2 separate regions of the Homo sapiens genome follow, and region 2 is linked to region 1. A link is a contact called in ENCODE Hi-C or POLR2A ChIA-PET data. All regions are on one chromosome and are shown on one strand. Each heading gives the region's core, a stretch centred on a gene start or an enhancer-like site at or near the end of the contact. The rest is flanking DNA. Distances are from core to core; before and after follow the strand shown. Region 1 holds the start of MRPS31 (mitochondrial ribosomal protein S31). Region 2 has its middle 38 kb from the start of LINC00598.

Region 1 (2,544 bases), core at 32-2,531:
TCAAATGCAACACCTTCAACACCACATTCAAGACTCCTCTTTCAGACTGACTTTCCATTTTTCACACTTTCTATATTAAAAGGCCCCCTAACATAAACAGGTATTTGTTGTTTTCTAAAAATTATAATATATGGAAAAATCTTTCTCAAGCCTGGCTCCGCATTCTTCTGTTAACATTAAGGATACCCTAATACTCCAACGCAGCCAGTTGAAATTTTTGCTATCTCTGACTACCCTACCATTATCCCATGACGTCACATCCCTTTAATTCTACCTGTGCAATTTTTCTCCTCCATTCAGCTGGTCCTTCCCATCTTCACTGCTACTAACCTGCTTCAGCACTGTACTTAACCAAACTGCCTTCTGAGTGTTACGCATGGAATTTATGCAGCGGAATTAGGTTTTCATAATAAAGTTCTCGGAGGATAAATACCAAAACCAAGTATGCCACAATTCCCTTTTTTCCTGGCTAACTTCAACCAGTGGTCCTCCTTCAGATTTCGTCAGACTTTTCCAGAAACGATATCCTGAGTCTCCCCTATAATGGTTAGGTGTCCCTATTTGCTATCCCAGCAAGTACTCATTCATGTTGGCTGAATAGTGTACTCTGTTTACCTACACTATCTCAGCTATTACTTCACTACATAGCACTTGAATTGTCTACTTTCTGGAACTACACGCTCCGTGATGGCAGGACTGTCTCACTTGGGGTTTACAACCAGTACTGGCACGCTGTTTTTCGAGTTTTTCAGTAATGAACTAAAGAATAAATGAAGGAAAACAAATGAGACTATCAAATAAATCTTGGGAGGCAAAAGATAAAAACCTGGGTAAACTGACAGGAGATGATGACAAGAGGAATGAGGCGCGGCGTGTAGTAGAGCACAGCGACCAGGTTTGTAATCGTAGCTCTGTTTTCACGCACACTATGACCTTGGGCAAGTCATCTTTTCTTTCTGGGATTTCTCTTTCCTCAGATTTAAAGCAATAGCTTCTAAGACCCAGCAGGTGGTAACATCGACCCCAGGAAGTCGGAGGATGTACAGGACGGGGCACGGGGTTGCCTGAGGACCTACCGGGCCAACAGCGCTGAACTGCGGTACCTGACTGTTCCGTGCCGAACAGTGAGTAGCATAATCGCAGCCGCTGATGTCTCCGGGCTTCCAGAGGACAAAGGGTGGCGGGAAAGGGGGCGAAGAGGTAGGAACGTCGAGACTCTAGGAAACATCGCCGAGACACGAAATGAACCAAGAACACAACTGAAATGGTGCGTCCCGCTGCCAAACACGTCCCCGCCCTCTCTTCCGCTTCCGGCCTGGCGCCTTCCTCCCCCTTTGCGCTCCGGTGGGCTACAGGGGCGGGTAACTGTGTTCCGGACTCGCCCGCGGCCGGGCGGAGCCAGTTGCCTCCAAGCGACCCGACCCACCCCGCGATTGTAGTCCTAGAGGCGGAGTCCTCGCCAGAGTTCAGCAAAGGTTCGCTGGCCGAGGCGGGTCCCAGACCGGCGAACCCGACAGTGGAGGGCGTGACCAGTTGTGCAAAAACTACAGATGGTGCCAGTGAGATCAGTCTCTTCTTTAACAGACAATATTTTGCGATGTTTGGAGGGGAAGGGTCTACAGCGTTCACCACGTTCTCAAAATGCGCCATGGCCACCAAAGAGGTTTAAAAAAAATTACTAAAAGACCTGCTGCCCTATGAATTAGCGTTTCCTTTCAGTCTTTATTTTTGATGTAGAGTCAAAATGAGACATAGGTTTCATTTTTCAAAAATAGCTTTATGGCCGGGCACGGTGGCTCACGCCTGTAATCCCAGCACTTTGGGAGGCCGAGGCGGGTGGGTCACTTGAGGTCACGGGTGCGAGACCAGCCTGGCCAACATGGTGAAACCCCATCTCTACTAAAAAAAAAAAAAAAAAAAAAAAATACAAACACACACACACACACACACACACAATTAGCCGGCCGTGGTGGCGGGCGCCTGTAATCCCAGCTACTGGGGAGGCTGAGGCAGGAGAAGCGCTTGAACTCGGGAGGTGGGGGCTGCAGTGAGCCGAGATCGCGCCATTGCACTCCAGCTTGGGCTACAGGGCGAGATTCTTTGTCTCAAAAAAACAAAAAAGAAAAGAAAAAAAGATTTACGCCGGGGGCACAGTGGCTCATACCTGTAATCCCAGTACTTACGGAAGCCGAGGCGGGCAGATCACTTGAGGCCAGGGGTGAAGACCAGCCTGGTCAACATAGTGAAACCCTGACTCTACTAAAAATGCAAAAATTAACCTGGCGTGGTGGCGAGTGCCTATAATCCCAGCTACTCGGGAGGCTGAGGCAGGAGAATAGCTTGAACCCGGGAGGCGGAAGCTGCAGTGAGCCAAGATTGTGCCACTGCACTCCAGCCTGGGCAACAGAGTGAGACCCCGTCTCAAAAAAAAAAAAGGATGAAAAGATGCAAGAGAGAGACTTGGCTTTTACCTGTCCCTCATGAAACAGGGAACTGTGACCCCAGAAGAGATGTGGGGTTCCCAAACTTGGAAGGGGATGAGAA
Region 2 (2,544 bases), core at 22-2,521, 250 kb before region 1:
CTACCTATCCCAACCAGACGGCTTGGCAGGTGAGGGGAAGGAGCAAGGCTGAGAGGTGAACAGACCCTCAGCCATCACCATCGACAACTTGTAAAAATGTGGGGACCAACAAACACCCACTAACCTCTTTTTGCACTGGGCTTGTTCAGCTGCCTGCTGAGTGGGCTGAGAACAAAGTCAGCTGCAGTCATGAATACATGAGCCAATGCAGTGGTTATTAACATTTTGGTGTCATTGATCCTCAAAGAACATGGTGTGACCTAGGGACTTTCTCCCCAGGAGACACATGCAGATACTCACTGAAATTTGCATACAGTTTCAGGGGTTTCACAACCCCCTGAAGCCTCTCCATAGAGGTAAGAACCTTTGATCTTCTAATCGAACAATGATCTGTCCAAATTTAAACTTACAGAAGAGGTACAGTTCCAACATTGGTGAGTAGTTTTGTTTCTGTGTATGAGCATTGAGTACAGAGTAGAAGCTCACCAAGTCAAATCCCAGCACTTTCCTTTCAATGAGAAATGTACTTAAACTTCTCAGCCTCGGTTGTCTTGTCTGAAAAATGAGAAATAGTGATACTACTTCCCAGAGCTACTGTCAGGATTAAATCAAATAATGTCAGCTATAGACTCCTGAAGCACCCTGGACTTCCCCTTCTAAACCCTGCATCCCCTTCTAATCATTCAACTTAAGCAGTTGTTCAGTAGCCATAACCCAGTAAATTGTAAGCTTCAGGAAAGCTTTATTCACAACTGTATTCCCTGGGGCTCAGACTGTCTCGTTCAGCATGGTGCCCGGCGCATGGCTTCTGCTCAGTAAATGGTAGCTCTTATGAATATCCAGCTCAAACTGGTAATGACAAGGAAGCATTGCTAGACAACGAAAGGGTATCTGCTAAAATGTCTGCCTTCGGAAACCTATTGTGGACTCCATGGAAGAAGAACAAGTGCTGTCTTCTTTCTTTGTTGCTATCCTCAAACAAAGAAGTGAAGGATTGTTGCAAGACTCAAAGTCTGTCACTCCCACAGAGCACCAGGAAATGAGCCTCTTCCCTCAGATTCCCCCACCCCAGTTCTGATCCACATAGAGGCTTCTGAGACTCAACCCCATCTGTGAGTCTAAATGGACAAGACAGCAGCTGCTGAGTGGGAGGCAGCACCATCTCCGGAGAGAGGCCCCAGCCCTTTCCCAAGAAGGTGTTACTTTTGATTTCCTTCAAGTGTGATCAAGGTGGGTGAAGGGTGGCTGCTGGAAGTCTAGGCGAGGTGTGGGCTGGCTGAGTCAGGGCTGGCCACGTTCCCCTTGGGAAATTCCCATAGGGAGGGAGCAGGTGGCAGTTGTCAACTGGGAAATTAACCTGGCGTGACTTTAAGATCAATGGGTAGATTGTAATCTGCCCACAGAAAAACCTGGGTCTAATTAAGGGACAGCACTCTGGGTGGAAGTGAGATCCTATGTTTGGAATGAAGTCCTTCACCTTGGCCTTCTCTGTTTCCACCTCTCTAGTTCACAGGCATGTTGTTAGAATAAATCAAATGAAATGATAAATACATACATTTGAAAACTGAAAAAGTGCTCATGGAGTAGATTAATAAAATAGTATATAAAAGAATAAGGCAGATTTTCATACTGTTACTAAAAAAGTTTAATTAAAATGCTATTGAAAAGTATTAATGCAATTTATTATTATTAATTTGCCTCCACTTAGCACCAGGGAGCAATTTCCCCATTTTAGGGGATGGAGGCCTGGCCAAGGAATCAGGATCTGTAGGTGACTCTTATTTGATTAGCCATGTTTGCTTCAGGGCACCAAATCACAAAGGAATAAAAAATACCAGAGCTGCCCAACAATGAAAAGATTTCTTAGAGACATTTTAGGCTTCCTCTCAAATCCTCGTGTTTTACATATATTACAAATTCTTAGCCCAAGTCCAAAAGATGGACTATAAATAAACTTGCAGACAAGCATTAAAAGGTAGAAGGTTCAGGGTGACATGGGACCCCATGAATGAAATCTAGAGATAGGGACTTGTTCCTCCCGGACCAAGATAAACTCCCAGGGAAAACTTCTACAACCTGGAGACAAAGCAGGACTATTTCCCAGGAGAGGAGAACAAACAGCTTTTTATCAATAATGACTACCATTGTGTTGGATATCAACTATGCACTAGATACCTTCTCTGCATCACTTCTAACCCTCAAACAAGTCCCAGTTTATAAATGAGATTGAGAGAGCTCACATGAAGTGTAAGATCACAGAGGCTAAAGAAAGGTGGGCTCCAGGTTTGAACCAAGGCCTACCTGTTCTGTCAGCTCACCCTTCTCAGCCGTGCTGCGGTTATTCACCATGAGACCCAGAGGAGGTGACACTGCCTGCCGTGGCGAATGGGTGTGATCACATGAGGTCCAGCCGGGCATTTTTGCAGGCTGGGCTGTGCCTCTTCCCTAATCTGGGACAGTTATACTGCCAGAAGTTCAAAATTAGGCTAGACAACCCATTTTCTTAGCTTCCATCCAGTAAAATAAAAGTTTTAAAACCAGACA

The links. A loop is a pair of places that touch in the nucleus more often than their neighbours do. ChIA-PET counts read pairs that join two places held with the same protein, here RNA polymerase II (POLR2A). Pooled maps may share reads with other maps.
Region 2: a map with no recorded cell type shows a loop between it and region 1 (4-fold over the local background). The contact joins the enhancer-like site here to the promoter of MRPS31 in region 1. A Hi-C loop is called at or near these places in 6 of 37 single-sample maps with no recorded cell type and 9 of 50 pooled maps. POLR2A ChIA-PET finds 5 or more read pairs at or near these places in 2 of 52 experiments (PC-9 and naive thymus-derived CD8-positive, alpha-beta T cell).

What each region holds. Positions count from the first base shown.
Region 1 is chr13:40,769,909-40,772,452 of GRCh38, forward strand. It overlaps MRPS31 (mitochondrial ribosomal protein S31), which reads right to left and starts at 1,282. Exons shown (of 7, transcript NM_005830.4): 1 at 1,077-1,282. The coding sequence starts at 1,228. RefSeq lists an enhancer at 1,171-1,340.
Region 2 is chr13:40,517,445-40,519,988 of GRCh38, forward strand. No RefSeq gene overlaps it. Among named protein-coding and RNA genes, the nearest start is that of LINC00598, 38 kb to the left of the region's middle. RefSeq lists a silencer at 132-331 and enhancers at 537-1,736, 542-691, 812-881. Within about 2 kb of position 1,272, at least 2 of the 41 ENCODE cell types and tissues checked have a DNase peak (open chromatin) inside an H3K27ac peak, as active enhancers do.